5 separate regions of the Mus musculus genome follow, and all the other regions are linked to region 1. A link is a loop called in an ENCODE intact Hi-C map of the cell type or tissue named here. Cell type or tissue: left cerebral cortex. All regions are shown on one strand. Region 1 overlaps Eef1akmt4-ece2 (Eef1akmt4-Ece2 readthrough). Region 2 holds the start of Dvl3 (dishevelled segment polarity protein 3). Region 3 holds the start of Vwa5b2 (von Willebrand factor A domain containing 5B2). Region 4 holds the start of Abcf3 (ATP-binding cassette, sub-family F (GCN20), member 3). Region 5 holds the start of Ap2m1 (adaptor-related protein complex 2, mu 1 subunit).

The links. Hi-C counts contacts between places; a loop is a spot of excess contacts. Peaks named below come from ENCODE experiments on the same cell type or tissue, not always from the same donor. Only the 100,000 strongest peaks of a DNase experiment are listed, where the experiment ranks them.
Region 2: it touches region 1 in a loop (2.3-fold over the local background); 27 of 42 quality-filtered maps call a loop at or near these places.
Region 3: a loop joins it to region 1, with 2.1 times the contacts of the local background. A loop is called at or near these places in 2 of 42 quality-filtered maps.
Region 4: it touches region 1 in a loop (2.3-fold over the local background); 8 of 42 quality-filtered maps call a loop at or near these places.
Region 5: it touches region 1 in a loop (2.9-fold over the local background); 8 of 42 quality-filtered maps call a loop at or near these places.

What each region holds. Positions count from the first base shown.
Region 1 is chr16:20,640,066-20,645,065 of GRCm38, reverse strand. Eef1akmt4-ece2 (Eef1akmt4-Ece2 readthrough) reads right to left here. Exons shown (of 20, transcript NM_177941.1): 12 at 4,341-4,451; 13 at 2,693-2,791; 14 at 2,516-2,593; 15 at 1,617-1,720; 16 at 1,333-1,443; 17 at 1,146-1,213; 18 at 808-998; 19 at 630-725; 20 at 1-6. It overlaps Ece2 (endothelin converting enzyme 2), which reads right to left. Exons shown (of 19, transcript NM_139293.2): 11 at 4,341-4,451; 12 at 2,693-2,791; 13 at 2,516-2,593; 14 at 1,617-1,720; 15 at 1,333-1,443; 16 at 1,146-1,213; 17 at 808-998; 18 at 630-725; 19 at 1-6. Among named protein-coding and RNA genes, the nearest start is that of Psmd2, 9.1 kb to the left of the region's middle. In left cerebral cortex, a CTCF peak has its summit at 2,662 (motif pointing right); a DNase peak (open chromatin) is centred at 2,675.
Region 2 is chr16:20,513,873-20,518,872 of GRCm38, reverse strand. It overlaps Dvl3 (dishevelled segment polarity protein 3), which reads right to left and starts at 1,887. Exons shown (of 15, transcript NM_007889.3): 1 at 1,518-1,887. The coding sequence starts at 1,678. Gm16618 (predicted gene, 16618) reads left to right here and starts at 1,093. Exons shown (of 3, transcript NR_167658.1): 1 at 1,093-1,234; 2 at 4,964-5,000. In left cerebral cortex, CTCF peaks have their summits at 2,000 and 4,291 (motif pointing left); DNase peaks (open chromatin) are centred at 839, 983 and 1,929; H3K4me3 peaks cover 2,474 bases; H3K27ac peaks cover 2,187 bases.
Region 3 is chr16:20,586,526-20,591,525 of GRCm38, reverse strand. It overlaps Vwa5b2 (von Willebrand factor A domain containing 5B2), which reads right to left and starts at 1,373. Exons shown (of 20, transcript NM_001384105.1): 1 at 628-1,373; 2 at 226-374; 3 at 1-146. The coding sequence starts at 364. It overlaps Gm35685 (predicted gene, 35685), which reads left to right and starts at 924. Exons shown (of 3, transcript NR_168482.1): 1 at 924-1,642; 2 at 2,226-2,268; 3 at 3,390-3,565. In left cerebral cortex, no CTCF peak of the experiment used is centred here; DNase peaks (open chromatin) are centred at 892, 1,140, 1,439, 1,991 and 1 more place; H3K4me3 peaks cover 2,280 bases; H3K27ac peaks cover 1,488 bases.
Region 4 is chr16:20,546,396-20,551,395 of GRCm38, reverse strand. It overlaps Abcf3 (ATP-binding cassette, sub-family F (GCN20), member 3), which reads right to left and starts at 2,793. Exons shown (of 21, transcript NM_013852.2): 1 at 2,651-2,793; 2 at 2,283-2,430; 3 at 2,082-2,161; 4 at 1,606-1,652; 5 at 1,295-1,392; 6 at 1,072-1,194; 7 at 709-975. The coding sequence starts at 2,723. It also overlaps the pseudogene Gm15760. In left cerebral cortex, no CTCF peak of the experiment used is centred here; a DNase peak (open chromatin) is centred at 2,865; H3K4me3 peaks cover 1,988 bases; H3K27ac peaks cover 1,142 bases.
Region 5 is chr16:20,534,326-20,539,325 of GRCm38, reverse strand. Ap2m1 (adaptor-related protein complex 2, mu 1 subunit) reads right to left here and starts at 3,846. Exons shown (of 12, transcript NM_009679.3): 1 at 3,725-3,846; 2 at 1,592-1,708; 3 at 1-18. The coding sequence starts at 1,665. In left cerebral cortex, a CTCF peak has its summit at 1,970; DNase peaks (open chromatin) are centred at 1,102, 1,985, 3,305 and 3,959; H3K4me3 peaks cover 3,186 bases; H3K27ac peaks cover 1,814 bases.

The DNA of each region.
Region 1 (5,000 bases):
CCACACCTGCGGGCCAGGACAGACATGGGGACATATGGTGTCTAGTGTGGAGCGGAGCTAGGCCATAGCTTCAGCTACAGCAGAGCCATCTTGGTCAGGAACCACCACTGCCCAGCTGGTGAGTTCAGGAGTTGTCGGGGCCATTGCAGGAGACTTAGCCAGCTCCAAGAGAGAGGAACATGCCTCCTCAGACCCTTGAAGCCTTTAAAGTGCACGTGGGTAACCCAGCATGGGCAAGGCTGTGGGAAAAGCCTGAGCCCTTTAAGGCTGCTTTCTGTGGTGTAAAGTACTTAGAGGCCCTGCCTGGGTGCTAACTCTGCTACCTATTTTATTCCTGGGTAACCCTTAACAAGCCGTTTTGCATTCCCCAGCTATAGTTTCTTTCTCCACATTCCTCCATAGTAACAGGAGGGAATCAATGCTTTTTTCCCCATCCATTCCACTCAAGCCAGCAGTCCTTCTCTTTCAAGTAAAATCCTATAGAAAATTCCCCTGTCCTCAAGTCTACCTTCATGGGCTCTGGACACCACGCTTTCTCTCAGTACACTTCCCCAACACCTTTCCTGCATGACCCCAACTTCTTCTAAAGGCATCCTTCCTTTGGAGGGAGTTCTCCCAAGGGGCCATACCTGAGCAAATCCCACGAAGAAAAGCTGGTGATTGGTGAGCCCCACAGCAGGCAGCGGCTGCTCCTCCCCATGCTTTCTCAGCCATGCTTTGTAAGCCTGGGTGAATAACAGGTAGCAAGTCCACCAGCCCACATCCCCAAGGACCCTTCGACACAGTCTGGGGGACCCAGCCACTCACATTGTAAGCAGCCTTAAGGCCCCCATTATCGGCGATGTTTTCCCCCAGGGTCTGGAGTCCATTGAGCCTCTCTCCATTGACCTGGTACTGGCTGTACTGTTCTTCCATGCAGGCTGTATGGTTCTGGAAAGCCGTCAGTGACTCATTCTGCCACCAAGGACGCAGATTCCCTTCTTTGTCATACTCACGCCCTGAGAAGAACTCATCTTTGCAACCCACCCACGGGGGAACAAATACCCCAAACAACCCTAGCCCAAAGACACCAGGATCCCTAAGACTTGCCCCCAACACCCCATATCACTGTAGTAGTCACTGGGAATTCTAGAATGGGCCCCTACCTTGGTCATCAAAGGCATGTGTCAACTCATGGCCCATCACTACGCCGATGCCACCAAAGTTCAAGGCCCTGGTAGAGGAGGAATGCTGAATAAGGTCACAGCAGGGACATTTCCTGATTCCCCTCCAGGTCTTCTCCCAGTTCACCCACATGACCCCAGAACCCAGACCCTCCTGCCTCAGACACACTTTGGATGGTTGTGAGCATAGAAGGGGGCCTGCAAGATGCCAGCAGGGAAGACGATTTCATTCTTGGTTGGAAGGTAGTAAGCGTTCACGGTCTGAGGTGTCATGCTCCACCTGAGGGAGGAAGAACGAGGCTGACGGGCCTCACTCTCCTTATGCTTCCCAGCCTGACAGCCAAGGCCTGCCCTGCCTGTCTCCTTCAAGGGCCTTGAACCACTCCTCGTTTCCATCCCCCAAAGCCCTGGTCTACCTCTCTGGCTGCCCCACGTCTGCCCGCTCATTCTCACTGGTCTCGGCTGGGAGGTTTGCGGAGCTGGTCAGCCATCACCTTAGCTGAGAAGTTGTACAGATTCAACATGTTTTGGAAAAAAGAATCTTCAGAGACTTCATACTATGGGAATAGTGGAAGGGAGAAAGCAAGTGAGAACGTGTTGGAGAATCCCAGCAGGAGCTTTCGAAGCAAGCCTCTGTCTCCTCTACTGTAAGATGGCTGTCGACAGCTAATTGACAGTATTTTAAAGGTACTTAAGTTTCAAGGGCTGTTTTGTTGTTGCTTTTGTTTTGTTTTGAGACAGTCTCACTCTGCATCCCTGGCTAGCCTGGAGCTTACTATGTAGACAAGACCTTGAACTAAGAGTTCTGCTTCCTGAGTGCTGGGATTAAAATCATGAGCCACCACATTCAACGTTTTTTTTTTTTTTTAAACTTACATTCTTTTGTTCTTACAACCCTGTAAGCTGAGTCCCTTTTATTTGTTTGCTTTGTTTTTGTGTATTCTCGCTGCCCTGGAACTTCCTCTGTAGACCAGGTTGGCCATAAAATTGAAGATCCATCTGCCTCTACTTCCCAAGTGCTGGGATTAAGGGCTTGCACCATTACAGCCCAGCAAGGTGAGTATTACTAAAGTCCCATTTTACAGATGAAACTGAGGCCCAAGTTATATGTCCTGTCCAATCTTACACAGAAGTAGGAACATGGTCAACTCAGGAAGCACTCCAAATTCCAACCTTCATTAATGCTATATTTTATTGTCAACTGGCCCATACCTGGCACAGAGATTATACTTAGACAACTTAATTACTTGTATCTGCCTTCTGTCCTCAGTGCCTGAACTTCTACTGCTGAGGCCGGGTACAATGCCAGAGCCGCAGGATCTGAAGGTTAGTATGTGAGCAGAGGTACTCACCCCATCATAAACATCATCCAGCTCTTTGGGCTCCAGGATGAAATCAGGGAAACCAATCATATCATAGATGGCATCTGCCTACAGAGACCAAGGTAAGGATTTCCCTCCTAGATCCCAGCAAAACTCAATGGGCTGTCGCCGCCTCAAGATGGCGCCCCCGACACAGCCATGGCTTACTTTCTCCTTGGCTGCCAGCCGGGTCTTCTCATCCATCCAAACCAAGTCTCCCAGGGTCTCCTCAAAAGCAGAGCGGATTTCATTGATCATCCCCTCGGCCTGCGGGAGAGGGGAGGGTCACAAGTCAGCTTCCCCTGCACTGACTGCCTCTTTGCCCTCCACTGGCCCTTGGGTTCCATCCTGGTCTATCCAGGATGTCATGGATTATGAAGAGTCCTGAAGAAAGGCTGCCCAGCAGGGAGGGTGGGACCACCACAGGGGACATTATTGTCATTGTGGGTGGCATTTTTCCAAGTAACTAAGTAAACATTTAAATTGGCAGTTGGGTGAATTAATATACTTTCATTATCTACATTGTTCTTTATCTGGTTAGATAGGAGACAAATGAACAGATTTTGTACAGTTGAAAACTGAGGAAAACTTATCACTGATAATCTCATCACACAGCTATCTTCTTTTAACAGTCTGACTATTTCTAGTGTTTTTCCTACCCCAGAAATTCAGACAGAATATGGAACTGTGTTATGCAATGTGTATATAGTTTTGCAATCTGCTTTCGTTCTGCTTTAAAATGTTTCAGTAGGCCAGGTATGAGAGGCAGGGGCAGAAGAAGGGGCATCACAACTTTGAGGCCAACATGGTCTACAACAGCAAGTACCAGGCCAACCTCATCTCAGGGTTGGGTTTCTTGCTTGGGGGTAACAAACTTGTCAGGCATGTTAAAGGGCTCCAGATGCAATACTGGCATTACCAGTCTCTCTTTTAATCAAAAAATTAAAGCCAGACATAGTTGTTTAATCTAAAAAATAAATTCTAGGTATCAGAAGGCTGAGGCAAGTTCTAGCCTGGAATTCATAGTAAATTCCAGGCCAACTGAACCATCTAAAAAATGTGAGACTGTTAATTTTTTTTAAATAAATAACTAATTTATCTTCAACTTAAATGTGGTATCATAATCCATCCTATTATTTATTTTTCCTTTACTGCATAATTGGACATCTCAGGTCTCCCATAAATATCTAATATTTAATATTATTATCACCTATTATTATCTCTTAAGTATTATTTTTGGTTTGGTTTGCTTTTATTTTTTATTTTTTTAAGGATTTATTTATTATTATATGTAAGTACACTGTAGCTGTCTTTAGACCAGAAGAGGGAGTCAGATCTCATTACAGATGGTTGTGAGCCACCATGTGGTTGCTGGGATTTGAACTCAGGACCTTCGGAAGAGCAGTCAGTGCTCTTAACTGCTGAGCCATCTCTCCAGCCCCCTTGCTTTTATTTCTGTTTGCTTGTTTGTTTTTCGAGGTAGGGTTTCCCTATGTAGCCCTGGCTGTCCTAGACTTGCTTTGTAGACCAGGCCGGCCTCGAACTCACAGGGATTTGCCTGCCTCTGCCTCCCAAGTGCTGGGACTAAAGACACATGCCACCACACCTGGAAAGTTTTGATAATTACATAGGTAACATAAACCTAGTATAAGACTTTGTAAATTACAGAAAAATGCAAGGAACCCCACACCTCATAGTCCCACCCCCCAATGTGCTGCTTAGTGAAATCCCTTCCCAATTTTCCTATGCATACACATAAATGACCAGCAGGTTTTTAAACAAATCAAAGGGTAGTTTTAGAAACATGAAGACTCACGATTTCCTTGCTTTGTCGGTCAAATGTGGCTTTCACAAAGAGTGAACCCAGAGCAAAGCCAAGGGCATCATCTGTATTGGAGATGCAGGTCTGCCACCTCGGAGTGCAGGACTGAAAAGGAAGAAGGAGCGGGGTCCCAGAGATAGCAAGGACCTCTAGTCCGAAGGCCTCTCTTCCTGTCCCACAGAGCTGGACAACAGCTTGACTTGGGTTTTAGGAGCCATTTCGGCTTCAGACTCCAGAGATATGTAAGGCAATATCTCAAACTGCACTGGACCCAGAAGCACAGCTTCAATAGAGAGATAGGTGAGCTACCCACTCCATTCTCTGTTCCCACTCCTGTTATTGCCCTAATAGCCCTCCTTGACTTCAGAAGTTTCCATGATGATGATGATGATATGATGATGAATACTTATTGGGGAGGGGGCACTTGGAAGTCAACCTAAAGGAGCAGCCACGTGGGACTTGAGGCTTGAACTTGGGTCATCAGGCTTGGTGTCAAGCGCCTTGGATGTTCTGAGCCATCTTGCTGGTCCAAGATTAAATGTTTCTTTGCTCAGTTCTACAGTTCAGACTTCTATGCAATCAGTTCACTCTACCTGAAACCCCAGGATCACCCCAGCTTCCTCCATTACCTTCCTTCTGATTCAGTCCCTCGCT
Region 2 (5,000 bases), 130 kb after region 1:
GGTAGAGATACAAGACGATTCTAACCCCTCAAGACATCTGGCCTAGCATACCCTGAAATATTATCCCAGTTCCTTCGGATAATAAGAAAGACCCTACTCTTATTCCTCTCATGCCAGGTTGAGACACCTACCTCCTATCCTTAGTTCTTCCAGATATATCATTTTCAGGGTCTTTCAACCAGGTTTGCCTATTCTAGACTAAAGCCAGACAATCATTATCACACAAGAGTCTCATCCCAGGGCAAGAACAGAATCAGTAATAGATCTATTCTCCACTCTCCAACACACACACACACAAACACTTCTAAGAATTCATCGAATGCTGAGTTCCAGGGGTAGAAAATGACAAATAAGTCCGGCAGGAGACAGAAGGTGCTTGCCTCCTGGGGCTGGGAGGGCAGGCCTTGGGAGAGAAGCCAGACTAATGTACACAGGGGGCGGGGGGTTGGGGGTGGTGGTGGGATATCTCCCCTCACCCAGCTCTGGGGCCTCAGCTGCAAGCACAGTGCAGGCCTCAGGCAAGTGCATCAGAGGGACCTTCAGGCCTTGAAGGGCCCAGGGAGGGGTAGGGTGTTTGTGTGTGTGTGTGTTCTCCATAGCCTCTAGGCCGACCGTCCAGTTAATGTAGGCAAGCCTCAGCCCCTTGGAGAGGGGTGTGTGTGTGTGTGTGTGTGTGTGTGTGTGTGTGTGTCTTCCCCCTCCACCCCCCTCTCAGGCCAGCTGCTACAAAACCCTCAGGCTCCAACATTCCAACCTCTCTTAAAGGGGCAGTCCCAGCTTCCAAACTGCCCATCAAAAGCCCTGCAGCAGGGTAGGGAGGGGAAGACAAGAGAGAACATCAATAGGCCCTTCCTAGTCTTCCCATCCAGGCTCTGAAGCCCTATGCAACATCTCTGCTGGGACTACCATCAGGAAAGAAAAGGCCCCAGCACCTGGCTAGTGAGAACTCCTCTGAGTCAGGCAACACCCCATCGGCCCAGGGGAGAGGGGAATCTGCTTGACAAACATCAGGTCCATCATCCAGCCTGGTAGAACAGCCCCCAACGCCTCCTTCTCCAGTTCAAAGTCCCACCAGCTACAGCCCTAGATACAGCACACTCCAAATAAGGCTCTGAGTTGCAGAGCTCAGAAGACCGGGAAGGCAGGCCGGGTGTCAATATACTCCAACTTTATGCTTAAATGGTGGCACCTGGAAGGACTGAGAATTCTGGCTTTGGACTGGAGTGGAAAGGATGTATGTCTCTGGGGGGGGCCGCTGGACCGTGGGGAGGTGAGGGGGCTTGAATGGTAGGAACCGATTGCTTAGGGAGGGACGTCTCGCTGGACCAGGGGGGCAAGGCCTCCAAGAGGTGACTGGGAGTCCCTCAAAGTCAAGTGTGTCCCAAGTCACCGAGTCGCTCCCTTGCTGGAAGCGGGGCTAGAAACCAGTGCAGTCAGGGGAGTCGGAACTGGCTGTGTTGGCCCCTAGCAGCGGAGCGACCCGGGCTCCCGGGAGGCGGGGCGGGGGCCATCCTCACCCAAAATCGTCGTCCATAGACTTGAAGAAGAACTTATAGCTGGGCCGCTGCAGAACGCCCTTAAAGTCCGCCAAGGTGACGCGCTCGGCGGGCAGGGGCAGCTTCACCAGGTACGGCGTCTCCTGGCCGTCCAGGTGGTAGATGATCTTGGTCTCGCCCATGGCTCCGGCCTCGGCCCCGCGGCGCGCGGCCTGCTTGGGCAGCGGGGCCGGGCCTCTCCGGCAGAGCTCGGCGCTCGGCGCGGCCCGCTGCTCAGCCCCACTCAGCCGCCGGCCGGGCCGCCAGCTCCCTTGTTCTCCGGCCGCTCCCGGGTCCCAGCGCCGCCCGCCACCGCTTCCGCTCCCCACTCCCGGCGCTCCGCTGGCGATCGCGACTCTTCCGGTGGCCTGGGCCCTCCCGGCTCTGGGCCGAGCCCAGTGCGGCCCCGCCCCGCCTCCGAGCCGCGCTGGCTGCTTGCGGCCGACTGCCCGCCCACCCACAGGGCGGCGCTGGGTCCCCTGTGCTCCGGGTTCAGGCAGCTGGACCTGGAAGTCTCAGCCCGGTGGGACTGGCGGAACCGTGTGCAGGGTCCCGGGCAGGAGGGGAGGGATGGAAGAGAAGTGTCACCGACTGCAGAAGAGAATGGATTTGAAGACCTAACTGGATCCCTGGATGCCGGGTGGCTTCAACTCGGATTTTTGGATTCTGCTGACAGCACAGTTGCTGCCACCGGACCGTACTGAGTTCCTTGAGGGCTGAGCAAGTTCAAGTTTTTATCCCTATAATCTCAGCGTCTCTATGAACAAGTAGTTTGAGAAATGGACTGAGTGGGTGTGGTAGCGCTTACCTTTAATTCCAGCACTCAGGAGAGAGAGGCAGGTGTCTTTCAGTGAGTTTAAGCCAGCCTGGCCTACAGAGAGCTTCAGGACAGCAGGACTATGGAGGGAACTCCTCTCTTAGAGAGAGGGAGAAATACAGAGAAGAAAAAGAAAGAAAGAAAGAAAGGAAAAGAAGAGGAAAAAAAGGACAAAAGAAAGAGAAAAGAAAAAATTTGAGTTAAGAAAGAATGCAAGCAGCCAGGTGTGGTGGAACATTACTTTAGTCCAAACACTGGATAGGTAGGCAAATCTCTGAGTTGGAGGCCAGCCAGTCTACAGAGCAAGTTCCAGAACAGCCAGGGCTAAACAGAGAAACCCTGTATGATTGGGACAGTAGATGTCAAAACTACCTATAGTCAGTTGGTGGTTCAGCTTCTCAGCTGTAACAATGTATGTCAGGTGTGGCTTTGAAACTCCTGACAATTCTCCTGCCTCAAGCTTCTGAGTTCTCTCTCTGATTACATGCCTGCATTTCAGTCACCTCTTCTGCCCAGAAACCTCTTCACATTACCCAATATGACTTTCATATACCCTCAACATGACACACAAGGCCCTTAATAATCTGACATCTATATACCTCTCTAGACTTTTTCTCATTACATCATAACCAATTTTTTTATTATAAGCAGAAAGCATTCAGTAGCAGTTACATGTTTTCAGTTTATATCCTTCATTTAATCTTTTTCTCCAAATAATGTCTGTGCATAAATAAAATGCATTAAAACTTTTCAAGGTTTGTTTTTACCCCCTGCACAGATTATAGGTATCTGAGATGACCAGGAGAGGGTGTCAGTCTCTTGGAATTAGAGTCACAGGAGCTGGAGAGAGAACTAAGTGGTTAAGACCTCTTCCAGAGGTCCTGAGTTCAATTCCCAGCAACCACATGGTGGCTAACAACCATCTGTAATGGGATCTAATGCCCTCTTCTGGTATGTCTGAAGACAGTGATGTCTGAAGACAGTGACAATATATATCTTAAAAAAAAAAGTTTCGGGAAGCTGTGATCCACCTGCTGAGATGCCAGACACTAAACTCTGTAGGAACAGCAAGCCCTCTTAACTGTTGAGCTGTTTCTCCCGCCCTAATATTAAAAACAGAGTCCAGGATGACCCTGAATTTTCTACTCTCCTGCCTGTACACTCCTGGAGTGGCTGGGGTTACAGGCATGTGATGCCTGGCTTATTTCTTGATTTACACATTCTAGACATTGCCCATTAACTTCCCACTTTTACTTTCTTAAAATATTGAAGCCATGATTGTTAAGTCGAGAGTACTTAACACTGACAGTAAAAGTACTGCTAAGCTTGGTATATTACTTGTTTCTTTTGCTTTTTTTTTTTTTTTCTCTTGGTTTGTTTGTATTTTATTTTTGGTTTTTCAAGACAGTGTTTCTCTGTGTAGCCCTGGCTGTCTTAGAACTCACTCTGTAGACCAGGTTGGCCTGGAACTCAGAAATCCGCCTGCCTCTGCTTCCCAAGTGCTGGGATTAAAGGTGTGCGCCACCACTGCCTGGCTTTATTTATTTATTTTTTAAACCAATAATTGTTTGCACACAATGCAGTTTTTCAGGACACATCTTGTTCACCAGTCCAATCTATTAGGTAAACCAGCTTTGTTTGCTCTGGTGAACACTGCCTGCTGTCTCTATCTAGCTGTCATCTGGGACTTCTCTGCATCCCCAGGGGCACTTCTCCTCCAAGCTGGATCTTTTTTCTTGGACACTTTATTTCTATTTTAGTGAGGCTCACTGCATCCTTTGACAGGTCTCTTTGAAAGCATGAAAAATGCAATTTTGGGGCTGGTGAGATGGCTCACTGGGTAAGAGCACCCGACTGCTCTTCCGAAGGTCCGAAGTTCAAATCCCAGCAACCACATGGTGGCTCACAACCACCCATAATGAGATCTGATGCCCTCTTCTGGTACGTCTGAAGACAGCTACAGTGTACTTACATATAATAAATAAATCAATCAATCAAAAAAAAAAAAAAGAAAAATGCAATTTTGGTTTTGGTGTTTCTGTAGCTGAGACTGCATTTAGCTCAGGCTGCTCTTAAAAATAAATAAATAAATAAATAAAGAAAGAAAGAAAGAAAGAAAGAAAGAAAGAAAGAAAGAAAGGAAGAAAGAAAGATAGATGCAATTTTGGTTTTGGTGTTTCTGTAGCTGAGACTGCATGTAGCTCAGGCTGCTCTTAAAACTGGAAGTCCTGCCAAGGATCACAGGTTTGTGCTACACCTAGAAAGGGATTTGTTTGTTTGTTTATTGGGTCTTGTGGATGTAGGCATGATTTATACCACTAAGGCCCAGATTCTTTGAGCTGTATGTCTAGAATATGATTGAGGTTGAGGTTGGTGCAAGGCTAGACCTGGCAGTCTAGTTTGATCCCCAGGATCCATATGGTAGGAGACCTCCACAGGCATGCTGCCACTCGTGTGCTCCCCAACACCTTCACACAAACCCGTGAGCGCGCGCACACACACACACACACTTAGAAAAAAATACAATTGAGTTGAAAATAATTTTCCTTCATAAATTTGAAGGTATTTGTTGTTGTTTTTAAACAAAATCTCTATCACTCAATTTTACCAGTGAAGACTTGGGAGCCAGATACTGAGGTGAAAGCCTG
Region 3 (5,000 bases), 54 kb after region 1:
GGTCCCTAGTCCCGGGCCCAGAGCGCGACAGCAGGCGGCCTGTGATCGGCGCCGGCTATGCAACTGGAAGGAGACGCGCCGTCCGGCCGCCTCGGCCTCGAAGCCAGATACCACCTCCGCCTCAGCCAGAGGGTACACGAACACGCCTGCGAGCAGGAACAGGCAGACCTGCTCTCGAACCCCACCTGGCATTTGCTACCTCCCCGCGCCCGCACCAGGTCTCACCTTCCACCGGCTGGGGCTGTGGGTTGTGGTAGGTAAGCCGGGCACGCAGGCTGAGGCAGGGTCCCTTGGCATAGGCCCGGACGCAGGAGTCGGTGAGCGGCAGCGGCGTCCAGCTGGTGGGGCAGTACAGGCCAGGCATGGTGCCCACCCTGCGTGAACAGGGGCTGGATGAGGGGCACCTCGCTCCAGCGTCATGAAAACTAGCTATGCCACCTGACCCTATCGGGTACCTGGGGACCTGGGGATGAAAGCTTGCAGAGGGAGCAAGGCTGAGTCGGGAGACCCCCCCACCCCCACCCCCACCCCCAAGCCGCAGCGTCCAAGCAGACAGGTGGCGGGGCAGATAACAAGAGGGGTGTGTGTGTGTGCAAGGATGGAAAGATGGGCATCCTCGCCCGTTACCTGGGTAGCAGGAGCAGGGAACAGCTCTCCGCAATGGGGGAATGGAGGGTTAATGGTTAACCCTCCAGTCCAGGCGTCCTCCAGTCCCGCTGCGGGTTGCGAGCCGGGGGCTTGGGGGGTGGTGCCCACAGCTGTTCCTGCACCTTCTCGGGGCCTCACCACCGCCCCCGTACCTGCCCCCTGCCTCCTGGCTCTCCACGGTTGCCAGCTGTCGGAAGTGGTGCTTCTGGAGAGATGGAAGATACTCTGGGTGGAAAGCAAAGGTTTAAAGGGCCAGCATTGCCCTAGGCGCCCCTAGCTCACAAGGGTCCCCAGGGACAGGGTGAGGTCGGGAGCTGAAAAGGCTGCAGTCTTTATCTCTCCTTGCCTTTCGTGACTGGAGTACTGAGAGAGGCTGTAGACCGTCTTGAAAGGTTGCAGTAGGAAGAACTAGAAAGGGACGGGAAAATGCGTCTCGGGAAGTCAGATGTGCAGAGGTGTCGCGGCAGCGGGAGTCCATGTCATCTGATCTAGAGCGGCTCTCCCCGCCCAGGCTGGCCTGAGACTAGGTAGCCACAGGGGATGCTACAGGGTGGGTCTTGGGATCGCCCCCTCCCTTTGGGCAGCCCAAGCCTCACCGTCACTTCTTGGTGGAGTTGTGGGGCGTCGCGACCAGACAAGAGTGGGTGATGCTTCCTCTGATGTCCAGACTGCCCCTTGTTCCTGCACCTGCGCGATCCACCTCGGAACTACCACTGAGATCCTGTGAGTCGGGAGAGGGGCGCCAGCCGGGCTGCTGGCTGGTAGTCCCGCCCGGGTTCCAAGAGGCCGCCCCTCCAGCCCGCCTCTGCCCCGCCCGCCACTGCGGAGGGGGCTGCGGCTCAGTTCCTTCGGGCACCGCACCGCCTCCGCGCGTCAGCTCAGGCCGGCAGAGCCAGGCAAGAGACCGCAGTGCAGAGAGCCAGTACCCCAGCCACTGCACGACCCCCACCAACGGCACAGTGAAGCTGAGCGCCCCCTCTCCATCCTTCTGGAGGTAAGGAGTTTCGTGAGCAAAACAGGGCGGCCGAGTCTGCAAACACATCCCCCCCTCTTCCCAACACTGCAGTGGCCCACCCACCACCACCCCGCCCTGGGTGGACTCCCGCTCACTGCAGTGACCCTCCCTCATCACCGCATCGGAAACCATTTAGGCCTCGCCCCCCACAAGAAGCAAATAGGTTATTGCAGAAACCTCCCCTTTCGCGGCATGTGCCTTCGTTTGTGTGCTCACCAAAGCGGTTGCCCTCAATCCAGTCTCCCCATCACTGCAGCGGCGTTCCCACCCGGAAGCACCCTGGGCTCCTTCACTGCAGTGTTGTTATACCCTTCCTTTTCTGGGAGTGGGGAGGATGCGCAGGACGGCTTCCTTGCACGAGGGCCTCCAGAGTAAAGCCTTCTAGCTTTCCCAAGGGTGCGGGGCTGCTCCTGTCACAGCAGTGGTCCCCGCCTCCCATTCGTCAGCCTAGCACCTAAGGTGGGGGCATTCTTGCTCAGAAAAACAGGCTCCTTGAAATTGGCAGGATTTTCGCGTGTTTCTCACTGCAAAACATTAGGAAGATCTGTAAAATCTCCTCTAGGATCTTGAGGGAAGAGTCTGGGAACCCCGGGAAGTGAGCGAAGGTAAGTATATTTGGGGTCACCCTTACAAGCACTCCTAAAGATGCCCTATTCCAATTCTGCAAAAAGAAGTTAAGGAGTGCTGTAGGTGGGAGCAGTCAGAACTGTGAGATTGAGGTAAGAGAGTTTTTGTTTGTTTTACATATAGACACCCAATAACTCACACCATTTGTTAAAATTACTATTTGGAGCCATGCAGTGGTGGTGCAGGAGAACTACACAGAGTTGGAAAAAAGCAAAACAAACAAATACAAACACACACACACACACACACACACACATACACACACACAATTAGGGATGGCTCAGTGGGTAAGGGTAAAAAGCACTTTGCTGACAAACCTGATAACCAGAGTTTAATTCCTGGGATCCACGTGGTGGAAAGAGAGTATTGACTCTCACAGGTACACGTGTGCTTTGCCTACATGAATGCACATAAATGACATGCACACCTGCTGAAAGACACCAGAAGAGGACAGCAGATGCCTTGGAACTGGAATTTGGGTGGTTGTAAGTTACAATGGAGGTGCTGGGAACCCTGGTTCTTTGCAAGAACAAGTGACTTTAATCTCTTAGCCATCTGCCATCTCTCCAATGCCAAACAGATGTTGTTTTTGTTTTTTGTTTTTTGTTTTTTGTTTTTTGTTTTTTTTTTTTGAGACAGGGTTTCTCTGTGTAGCCCTGGCTGAACTGGATCTCACTCTATAGACCAGGCTGGCCTCAAACTCAGAAATCTGCCTGCCTCTGCCTCCCAAGTGCTGGGATTAAAGGCGTGCACCACCACTGCCTGGCTTTAAATTAATTTTAAAGTGTTTTAAATACTATTTGGGGGAGGCAAAGAGAAGGATCATGATTTTGAAATCAATCTGGACTGTTATCTTTTTGTTTTGTTTGTTGTTTTTGTTTGTTTTGTTTTGTTTCATTTGGCTTTTTTCCCCAAGTCAGGGTTTCTCTGTGTAGCCTTGGATGCTCTGGAATTCACTTTGTAGACCAGGCTGTCCTCGAATTCACAGAGATCTGCCTGCCTCTGCCTAAGACCTTACCTTACAAATAAAATAAAATAAAATAAAATAAAATAAAATAAAACCCTAACTTTTCCTTGATTGAACTGCTTTTGTCAACAGTAAGTCTGTGGGCTTGTGAGATCGTGGCTCAGTGAGTAAAGGCATTTGCCACCATGCCCGGATAACCTGAGAACTGTCTCCAGAACCTGCATGGAAGAAGGCTGTGTATGATGGCATTATGTGCCCCTCCCCCACAAATATGCTCCCAAAATAAATACCATGTAACTTTAAAACTTTTAAATTAAAAACCACTTGGTTATGCTTGTCTGAGGGTAGCTTTTGGTTTTCTATTATGCTTAGATATTTATTATTTTGCCCATATCACAGTTTTGATATGAACAAATACTAAAGATAGATAAGGCAAGAAATTGTGTAAAAGGATTCCTCTATTCTTGTTTTTCAAAAATAATTTGAATTATTTTAGTTTTTTTGCCTTTCCATATAAATTGTAGAATAATCTTGCATATATGTACTTTTGGGAGTGGCATATATATATATATATATATATATATATATATATATATATATATAGTCTATCTATGTGGCCTTAGCTGTCCTAGAACTCTTGGTGTAAACCAGGCTGGCCTTAAACGAACAGAGATCTGTAGAGAGAATCTCTTGTGTGTGTACTGTGTGAACCCATCTCCTGCCAATAAAGAGCTGATGGCCTAATAGCAAGAGGCAGGAAATAGAAGGCTGGAATTCTGATAGAGATTGGAATTTCACCCTGGGCTCAGAGGAGACAGACTCATGAAACTGAAGAGAGGTAAATAGCCATATGGTATACATAGACTAGAATAAATGAGATATTTGTCATTAGCTAGTTGGGAACAAGCCCAAGCTTATGACCTAAGCATTTACTCATAAATAATTAAGTCTCAGAGTCATTATTCTGGGAACAAAATACTCCTGGTTACAGAGATCCACAAGCATATGCCTCCTATGTACTGGGATTAAGGATATGATTAACAAGGATATCCTGACAAGGCTTCAGGTTTTCGAGACAGTCTTGATAGTGTAGTTCAAACTATGTTCACACTCATAGCAGTCTTTCCTGCCTCAGCCCGCACCACAGCTGGCTCAGCTAATCTTTCTGTTTGCTTGAGACAGAATCTCTCTGTGTAGCCCTAGCTGTCCCGGCTCTCGCTCTGTAGACCAAGCTGGTTTCAAACTCACAGAGATCCACCTGCCTCTGTTTCCTAAGTGTCTGGGTTGAAGGTGGCTGCCACCATGCCAGGCCAAGGCTAATCTTATCTCTAAAAAACTCTTGCTGGAGTTGGTGAACGTTCAGGCTGGACATTTAGCAGATGTGGCCTCAAAAAAGAAGAGTCCTTAGACTTATGGCAGGGATTTTGTGTTCTGTAGTTGAAAGACCTCCAGGCTCAGCACAGACTGTAGAGTTTCTCATTGGTACAGATCAGATTCATCATCACAAATTTACCAAATCAAGAATTCCAGATTGGGGGGGGGGGCGGTTAAAGATGACTCAGTGTGCAAAGACAGTTGCCACTCAAGACTGGCGACCTGAGGTTGATCGCTGAAACCCACATACAGAGAAGGAGAGAACTGACTCCACAAAGTTGTCCTGACTCCCACATGTGCACTATGGTGCATACATGTGAGCATACATACATGCATGCATACATACATACCACACACATACAGAAACAC
Region 4 (5,000 bases), 94 kb after region 1:
GGACAGTTAGAGTTTTATAGTTCTATAGGCCAAATTCCAAGTTCTGCGGCTCACGAGGGAGGCCACGTGAATTACGGAGACACTATCTAAGGGACAGTGTCTTAGTCAGGGTTTCTGTTGTGGTGGTGAGACACCCTGACCAAAAGCAGCTTGGGCAGGAGAGGATTCGTTGCATCCTATAACTCTCAGGTCACACTCCATCCCTGGGGAAAGTCAAGGCAGGAGCTGAAGCAGAGCCACAGAGGAACACCACTTACTGACTCGCTCAGCCTGCTCGCTTACTGAACCCGGGACCAGCAGCCTGGATGGCACTATGCCCACAATGAGCTGGGTCCTCCTACATCGACCACCAAATAAGAAAATGCAATACAAGCCGGGTGTGATGGCGCACGCCTTTAACCCCAGCACTCGGGAGGCAGAGGCAGGCGGACTTCTGAGTTCAAGGCCAGCCTGGTCTACAGAGTGAGTTCCAGGACAGCCAGGGCTATACAGAGAAACCCTGTCTCAAAAAAACCAAAAAAAAAAAAAAAAAAAAAAAAAAAAAAAAAAAAAAAAGAAAATGCAATACAGGCTTGCCACAGACCAATCTATGGAGGCACTGTCTCAATTAAAGTTTCTCTTCTCAAATAACTCTAGCTTGTGTCAAGTTCACACAAGCCAGCCAGGACAGAGAGCTGCTGCTTATACCCTCAAGCCTAAAGCCTTCACCTGCCAGCGGCAATCCTGAGGCTGAGCTCCCGTTCCTGCCGTAGCAGGTCCTCTCGTACGGTGTCACTTTCCAGCACACTCTGCAAGGCAGGAGTGTCATCTCCAGCAACTTCCTGCTCTACATGCAGTAGGGAAATATGGGCTGGGACACGCAAGCTCCGGGTAGCCAGCATCTTTAGCAATGTCGTCTTCCCCAGACCATTGCGTCCCACCAGGCCGTAGCGTCGGCCCCATGCCAAGTTTACATCTGCTCCAGCCAGCAGTACCCTGAAGGGGTGGTAAGAAAGAGAGATGAAGAATCATCTAGAAACACAGCTCCTTCTCCTTTAATTAGAAAGATCCTGCCACTGGCCATTCCCTCACCTGTCACCAAAAGAGACATCAAAGTTCTCAATTCGCACATCATAGGACTTGTTCTTGCCAGATGATTCCAATCGACTCTCTTTTCTGCTGCCTGCCTGGCTAGCTGACGCCTCCTCCAAGACTCTTTTTAAAAGAGAAACAGACAGCTTTTAGGGCTCCCGAAAGTCCTTCAATACCAGAATCTGCCCTGCTTCCTGCTTAGAGCCCTTCTTCCCAAACTCACAGAGGGTTGCTGGTCTTCAGTGTTTCCTTCTCTGAACGCTTCTCCTGCTTTGCCTTCAGTCGAGCTTCAGCCTTCTCTAGTTTCTTCGCATTTACTGTCTGAGTGAATTCCAAACACAACCAGTTCATACTAGGGTACAGGTTCAAAAAGGAACTCCAGAGATTACTGCAAACAAACCCTTAAACTTACCCATGACGCTACATAAGCAAACACGCAGGGAAAGACACACCAGAAATCTCGCCCAAAGATACACCCACTATTCAGTAGACGGTCAACTCTCACACCCACCACAGCCCCTTCCCACTTCTCACCGAGGACTGTTCCCTCTTTAGCAGTCCTGGAAGTTTGGTGTCACAGTCTGTAAGTGATAAGAAAAGCAGTCACCTTCTCCATGAGAGAAGGGAAATGAAGACTTTGAATGACTAACAAGAACCAAGGATAGTTTTAAAGATAGCATTATAACACTGAAATGGACAGTTATTAGCCTTGAAGTAAAGGGCAAAACGATCTCACACTTAAGAAGAGCCCAATGTACTCTTTTAAGACCACGCTGTTGGTTAAGGTACGAAACTGGCAAAACCAGCTTCAAGGTCTGTATGCCTCCTACTACAGACAATAGCTTGGAGAGCCCTCCAGGCCCCGTTCTCCATCACAAGCTTTTATGGTCACAAAAATACCGCTAGCTCCTACAAGCCTTGTTGTTGAGATGGAGAGACCTGAGCTGCAGCGAGGTGGTGGCTGGGGGTGGAGGCAGAAGGCAGCTAGTTCAATCTCCCCTCACTCTCACCATAGTTTTCCATTATCTTCGACAACTGGATGGGGGCGTCCAGTAGCACCTGGCTGTTTCCCTGGTTCTGCGGTTCAGCCCTATGTAGGTAGAGAGAAAGCACTCACTTGGGAGAAAAGATTTACAGCCTTCAGACCTTCCCCCTCGTTTGTTCTCCATTCTCCTCTCTTTGCCCATCAACTTCATTCCCTTGGCACCTACAGGCGTAGAGTGTTGTACATGCGCTGACAGACAGCCCTAATGCCAGCGTCATCCTTGCTGTCCCCGGACACTTCTTGCAATAGTTCCCCGACAGCTTCCACCAGGTCATCCACAGACTCGAAATCCGCGCTGCCACTGTGCAAGACACCTGAGCCGGGTACCGCAGAACAAGACAGACAACGGGTAGGGCGGATATAGGAGCAGTTTCAGTGTCTGTACAGCTCACTCGGGGCACCAGACCCCACTGGCCCTCAAGATAAGAGGTCACGCAGAGAGACCAGATAGCGGTCTGCTGCACTGTCCGCCCTCAGTCTTTCCCCACAACCTCCACTTCGGCCTCCCCAGGCAGTTAATTCAGTTTCGCTCACCGGTCACGTAGTCGAAGACCTGCCCGTCAATTTCAGGGAACTCGCTTCGCAGGATATCAGCGCAAGTCGCCATGTTCACTCGGGATCCAATCTGCGCAGTCGTGGTGAGACTTGGGCCTAGGACCGCCTCCCTGCCCTTCCTCCCCACCCCGAAATCGCACCCCTCATCCCAAGGAGCATGCGCAGGGTTGACGTAAGAAAGCAGAGTCTGCGTGAGTCCAGGGGGCGGGTCTAGTAGAACGGGACGCAAGCGCCGCGGAGTCCAGCAGGCGTGGCAGCTTCCGCGCCTGCGCGGTTCCAGTTTCCCGTCTACGTCTACCACCTGTGCGGGTTTTCGCTGCCTTCTGGAAAGTGGAGGTTGTATCGAGGGGCGTGGCAGGATCGCCCGAGGCTTATCGTAGTGGGGAGCACGGGAGGTGTTGCGAGGGGAGAAATGCCTAGACACGGGCTAACGTGGGAGGGGGTCGCTTTACAGCTTGGATACCTTCCCCGCAGGCGCATGCTGCTGCTCGCCCACCTTTGGCGTTTTGCTGACTCACGCCAACTCTCGGTCCAGAGTGGATCAGTTTCAATTAGTCCTGCTAGTTGAATCAGCTGGGTGAGGAGCACACTTCTGCTTGCCTCTTTGCTCTGTCCTCAGTTCCTTCACACTTCATAGGTGTTCAACTGGGTCATTGAGAATGAAGTTCTGCCACCCCAAGGCACATCACCCACTGCCAGAAAACCTGAACAAGCCCTTTTATAAGTTCATTGTTTATCCTGGGTCTACAGACAAAGCAGATCTCAAGTGTCTGTAAAAGATACACCTCACACACACACTCAATTTGCAAAATTAGACAACTTTATTCCAATGCGCTCAAATTACACCCGTTTATATTTCCGAGACAATCTCTCTAGAGAGCCTAAGCTAACTTAAGAACTGAACCTCCTGCCTGTCGCCAAAGTGCTGGAATTAAAGGCATGTGACAACACTCGACTGCCCATTCATCCAGCTTAAGCATTATTGCAATGGGGAGCTGCCAGTCTTGGTGTTAAAGTTTAAAAAAGCTATCAGCATGCCTGAGGTTATAGATTAGTTGGTAAAATGCTTGTCTACCCTGAGGCTTTGTGTTTGATCCCCGGTACCTCATAAAACTGGGTGCGGTGCATGCCAATAACTCCAACATTCAGGAGGCAGGGATAGAATGATCAAGAATTCAAGGTTGCTGGACTTAGATGGAACCAGCCTTTAATCCCGGCACTCAGGAGGCAGAAAAAGGCAGATCTCTGAGTTCAAGGCCACCCTGATCTACAGAATTCCAGGACAACTAGGGTTAAAGAGAAAAACCTAAGGAGAAAAAAAAAAAAAAATCAAGGTCACCCCACTGCTACAAAATGAGTTCCAGGCCATTCTGGGGCCATTTGAAACCTTGTTTCAATTCTCTGGTCTCAGTAAGCTACTGAGTACTCAATTCTCTGGTCTCAGTAAGCTACTGAGTACACCCATATGTGTATAATACATTTAGGAGACTAGGGCAGGCAATTTGGGAGTTCGAGGCCATTCTGGACTGTACTAACTTCCGCATAAACAAAACAGCAATTGAACCTCTAGATCTAATAACCAGTTTACAGTAAATTCAGGCCAGGGGCTGGAGAAAGGACTCTGAGAAGTGCTTGTTCTGTTCTCAGCATTAAGACCTGAGTTTGATCCCTTGTACCCAAGTAAAGTCAGATGTATCTGTAAGTCACTGTGGTCTATTTTCTGTATAAAATGTACTTAGGCGCTTCCAGTTTACTTTAGAGTTGAGACATTAGTAGCTATGCAACTGAGCCAATGTATCAGGAAATCAGAGAGGGTTCTCCAGCCCCAGGAGGATACAGGGTTTGGGGTGGAGACAATGGTAGAAAAACAACGGGAAAGACTGAAACTCTCTGGAATATCAGGGGAAAAAAGGGCAGGATTTTTTTTTTTTTTAAATATAGATCAGAGACTCTAAAAACATTGGTTGTGCCAAATCATAGGGCCAGCCAGGCCTTTCTGCCTGTTTCCCAGGCTGCTTTATGTTAGTTATTCTGTCTCCAGTCCTGAGACGTGAGGCACATCTTTACTCCCACACCCTAAACCCCAGTGCTGGTAGGCAAGGTAAGATCACCAGGACTTAGGAGCTGGTCCGCTGAGCAAAATCATTTTTCCAGGGCCAGTGAGATACTGTCTTGAAACTAGAGGCAGTTGAAGAATACACTCAACACGAACATCTGACCTCTATCTGTACACACACACACACACACACACACACACACACACACCATTGAAACCTAGAGGCTGGAGACAGATGGTTCAGCAGTTAAGAACACTTGCTGCTCTTTCAAG
Region 5 (5,000 bases), 110 kb after region 1:
GCATCCACAGCATTCCTCCTAAGGGAAAAGATGCAAAGAGGCAATTCAGTATTTAGGCAGACCTCACCCCCTGAGGATCACCTACAGATGCTGGCTGCCCCACCCTCCACACCACTGAAATCTGACATATATTCATAAGTCAAGGCCTAAACCACTAGGGCTCCCTTCTTATACCACCTGCAGGGTCCTGGGAGAAGGTTCTGCACTGGCTTGCTACCTAAAGGGGAACTCAAATGATAATAACGGGAAGAGTGCCTGTAGTGTTAATAAACTGACTCCTGGGCCTGACTTGCTTTCCCAGATACACCCCAGCTGTCCCCACTCTAGCTTTCCAGGAAGTTCCAGGCCTGCAGAGAAAGAGATCTCTGTTGGGTCCATCAGTGGGGAAAGCTAACTCTTCAGGGAGTTGAATAAAACTAGTATGACCTTGGAAGAGTCTACTCTAAAGGGTGAGAGGGGCTATAGACTGTGCCACCCACTTCTTTTCTAAGGTCTGACTTCTGAAGGGGATGAAAAATGATGAAGGAAAACAATTTGGGGGGGCAGGACCCCCTGTACCTGAGCGGCAGCTTCACAGGCTGCTTACCTATTGCTACATCAGCCAATGAGATGGGATGAGAGAAATGACGTCAGCAAGGAGGAGATTGACAGCAAGGAGAGAGAGGGTTAGACGACACACAACACACCAAGGTGGGCAGCACATACCATGAGGGAGAAGCAGACAAGACAGGCAACAGGTAGAGAGCACGCTAAGGCATGCAGGGTGCCATGTGGCCCAGCTGTGGCATAAACCAGGACCATCCAGGCTGGGAGTAGCAGGAAGGAGTGGAACCAGCCAGGTTCACTTAGGCTAGGCACTGCCACAAACTAAGTCTAGGTTAGCTTTACCACCAAAAAATGGATACAGCCACACCAAGCTAGCCCATTAGCCAGGGAGGCAAGAAGGTAGGAGAGCTACCATAGGTCTATTCTGAGACTATTTATCTCAAGCTCTTTTGAGAAAGAAAACCAAGGCAGGAAGAAACAGAAGAGCCTAGCCTCAGGCTAGACAGTGGAGGATCTCTTAGCAAGCAGCCAGAGTGTGAGGCAGAGTGAGAAGTGAGACTTTAGGAGGTCTTAGGAGCTGTCCAGCTCCACCCAGATGAGCTACAAAGGCAGCATGACCCGCAGAGCACAGTAAGCCGGTTCACAACCAGGGAGGGCCCAGGAGAACTGAAAACAGCTGAGTCAGCAGACTACAGAGAGGTTTTAAGGGGATCTAGGGAAGGCTCTCAATATGAGAAGGATTTGAAAGCAAGATTTAGATGGATTAGTATCTCCACACACACACACTAACTACACCCACTGGAGAGAGTGCTCCCTTCTAAAAGGAAGACCAGGCAAAAGCACCTGGTCTTCAGCCACCAGACCTACCCCAAAGACACAGGGAGCAGGAAGGGCAGGGATTCCTAACCCTAGGGGGTGGAGGTGTCATTCCGAGGCCTGGAGCCTAGCAGCTAGGCCAGTGCCCAATGGGAACCAGGCTATATTGCATGCTCAGGCTGAGGCAACAGGGAGGTTGAAACACAGCATGCTCAGTCAAGGGACTTACCCGATGTCATCTCTGTAGACCCGGGAGATAAGCACCTCCCCCTTGTGATTATAGATGAATAAGCCTCCGATCATGGTGGCAGCTCAGTCTCTGTGACCCATTGCTCTGAGAACAGACCTAGGTAGGAAAGGGGAGGGGGGATTAGGGAAAGGGGAAATCTTTAGAACCCGTCCACGCCAATGGGGCTGTACAGGCCCGCCTTGTTTCCTGACTCAGTCCTCTAGCAAGTGACTCCCAAGTCCTCCGCAGCCCTCCCGAGGCTCCAGTTCCTGTTTTTCCACACTGGATAGGGGACAGCACTTTAAGAGTGTGAGGCCCGGGGATTTAGGCCATTTTTATCCAGCCTTTTCTGAGGGCTGAGGAAAGTAACCACAAGGCCGAGCTCAGCCCCCTACTGTGCACTCTCACTCCTGCTGCTTCCAGTGAGTCACAGAGAAGGCCTGCCTGCAGATGCAGGAATGGCGTGGCGGGAGGGATTACTCTAGTTGGCTTGAGCCTGGGCCTGCCACCAGGCATAACCTTTAGAGCAAGCATTACCCTTCCAAGAAGGCAACGGAGCATGACCCTCTAGAAGTCTACACATTCCAGGAAAGGGTGTGCAGGGTGAGGTGGGGCTGGGAGGGAAGAGGCCCTTAGGCTCTAACACAGAGCCAGGAAGGTGGCTGAAGCAGGCACATCTTTCCCAGGCAGAGAGATAAGCAGACAAAGGAACAGAGGCCCGCTTAATAAGTTCTTTAAAAGATTTCATTTTTACCGACACACAGGTACATGCCAGTGTGCTGTATGTGTGGAAGCTAGGTGTTAGACTGAACACTGCCCTCCACCCCTCAAGCCTGAGTTAGGGTGGTACTGAGCCAAATGACATGTGCCGGGACCTGAACTCAGGTTTTCTGGAAAAGCAGTAAGAACTCTTCAATGCTGAGCCCCTTTTACAGTTATTTCTGGTTACTGTCTTTTCAAAATTTCTAAGTGTGACAAAAATTAGGTCTGTATGTAGTAGCATTAATCCTGCCATCTAAATTGTGTCTCCAAATCTGCCAAGTCAGTCACTTCTGGCCTGGTGTTTACCAAGCAATGGGCAGGGATAACAGAATGCCTCGACTGCCCAAATTATTTTGGTCAAAATTAAGGTAGAATATTTGAGTAACGGGGTTAATCTGGTTCTAGATTTCTGGATTAGTCCAGATATTAATTTCACTGAGGTTAGTTTAACAGACTTTTTGAAACTGAAAAGTTAACCCTTGAAGCCCAGTGACAAGTCCAAAGAAGGTGAGAAAGAAAATGCAAAATGGAGGTTGAGCGCTGAGCAAAGGACCAAGTCCACAGGTATCAACCTCGGGTGGGGGATGGTGTGTGTGACCTCGGGGGGGGGGGCGGTGTGTGTGTGTCCTGGACGAAAATGCAATATTTAGTTAAGGAAAGGGTTAGCTGGAATTGCTAGCAAAAGACCAGGATGACCCCAAAGCACCAAATACAGCTGTGGGAGTCCCTAAAGGTCTCCTATGGCAAAGGTCATAGGAGCTTGGGAGGAGCGAAAAACAGCGAAAAGAGATAGACAAGAAAAAGAGAAAGCTGAGAGACAGGGCCTACTCTTCTGTTAGTGAAGCATAGGGGGCTGGTGGAGTTTTTCTCAGCTGAGGGAGGAGAAGACATCTAGGCCCGGGAGATGTCACCACGGGATGCGGGGGCTGTCACAGGTCTGAGGTACAAGAGCCGTGGGGGTAAACCAGGAGGATGGAATCTCTCAGTGTTCGAGAGAGACCTGTCACTGTCCAAGGGAGTGGCACCAGGGGATGTCAATGTCCTGGGGGATGGGGAAATAGGAAACCCCGGGGTTGAGCGGTTGTCAGGATTCTAGGGATGGGGCGCCGCGCGGCGTCTCCCGCTCTAGGATTCCAGCCCTAGTCTCTTCCCGGAGACGCCTGGCGGGTCACTGGAAGGCGTTGCTCCCCGCCCTTGCTGCAATCGCGCCCAAGGCACCCCCGCCCGGTTGTCTACTCCCTCCCGGGTCTGAAGGCTGAGGCCACTCCCCGGTGCGGGCAGTTTTCCACCCAGCACCGTGCAGGGCAAGGCAGGCTACCACAGCACCCTCGTCGCCTGATAAGGACCTCTAAGTCAAGCCTCCCAGCTCACCTGGAGTCAGCAGCCCCCACAAGGCCGGCCTGGCCACTCTCGGATCCCAAGATGTCCGCCCGCCCCCAGCTCGCCTGTCTGCTGCCTCGGCTTTCACTGCAGTGCTCCCGCCCCACCCCGCCCCGATCGCAGCTGCGCCTGCGCGCTCGCCTCCAGCGGCGACTACAAGTCCCGTCAGTCCCCGCAGCTTTCAAGCTGACACATCTGAGCGCCCTAGGCTCAACAAAACTACAACTACCGACAGCCTTCAAGACAGAGAAGACGTCAGCTTTAGTGCGCCTTGCAAGCAACACGTGTCGTGATACACTCCAACCATTGTTTGCTTCACTGAGAATCACGGGAAGTGTAGTCTCTGCGACCCTTCCTGTTCCTAGTTAAGTGGGGTAGCTTTAAGAGACCAAAGCTATTTGTCGAAACCAATTGTAAATTTTGAATTACTATAGTCTTTTATTGTCTCCAGATTTCGAAGACTGGCTACTTTACAAACACAACTTGGCATAAGCTTGTTACTGCTGAATTTACTGTTTTTTTTTTTTTTTAAACACCACGTTTGATTCTCCCAAACGTGTGTGTGTGTGTTTTTATATATATATATAAAATTTATTTGTATGTATTTTATATATATTCTAGGATTGGACTGATCCCTTTCTCAGGGATAATTATCCAAACAGAAAAGCTGGGAAGGAAGACAGCTAAACGTTAATGTTTTCCTCAGCTAAATCTGTGACTGTGGTGTGATGGTGACGTATGCCGTTAATTCCAGAGTTCTGGAGGCAGAGGCAAGAGCATCTCTGTGAGTTTGAGGCCATCCTGGTCTAAATAGAGAGTTTCAAGACAGCCCAGGCTACATAAGAGACCCCTTTTGCCCTCTACTCCAGTTTAGTTGGGCATGGGATTTTAAAATCCCATTTCTCCTTTAATCCCAGCACTTGGGAGGCAGAGGCAGGAGAATTTCTGACTTCGAGGCCAGCCTGGTCTACAAAGTGAGTTCCAGGACAGCCAGGGCTACAGAAAAACCCTGTCTCGAAAAAAAAAAAAATCCCATTTCTCAACTGTGCAGTGGTGGCACATGCTTTTAATCTCAGCACTGGGGCGGGGGGGGGGGGGGGGGTAGAGGCAGGCAGCACTCTGAGTTCAAGGTCAGCCTGGTCTACAGATCAAGTTCCAGGACAGCCAGGGCTACAAAGAGAAACCCTGTCTCATAAAAACAAAAAAGGAGAGAAAAGATTTCCTATGATATCCAAACTGAGAGAATGAGGAAGAGCCAACCTGGACA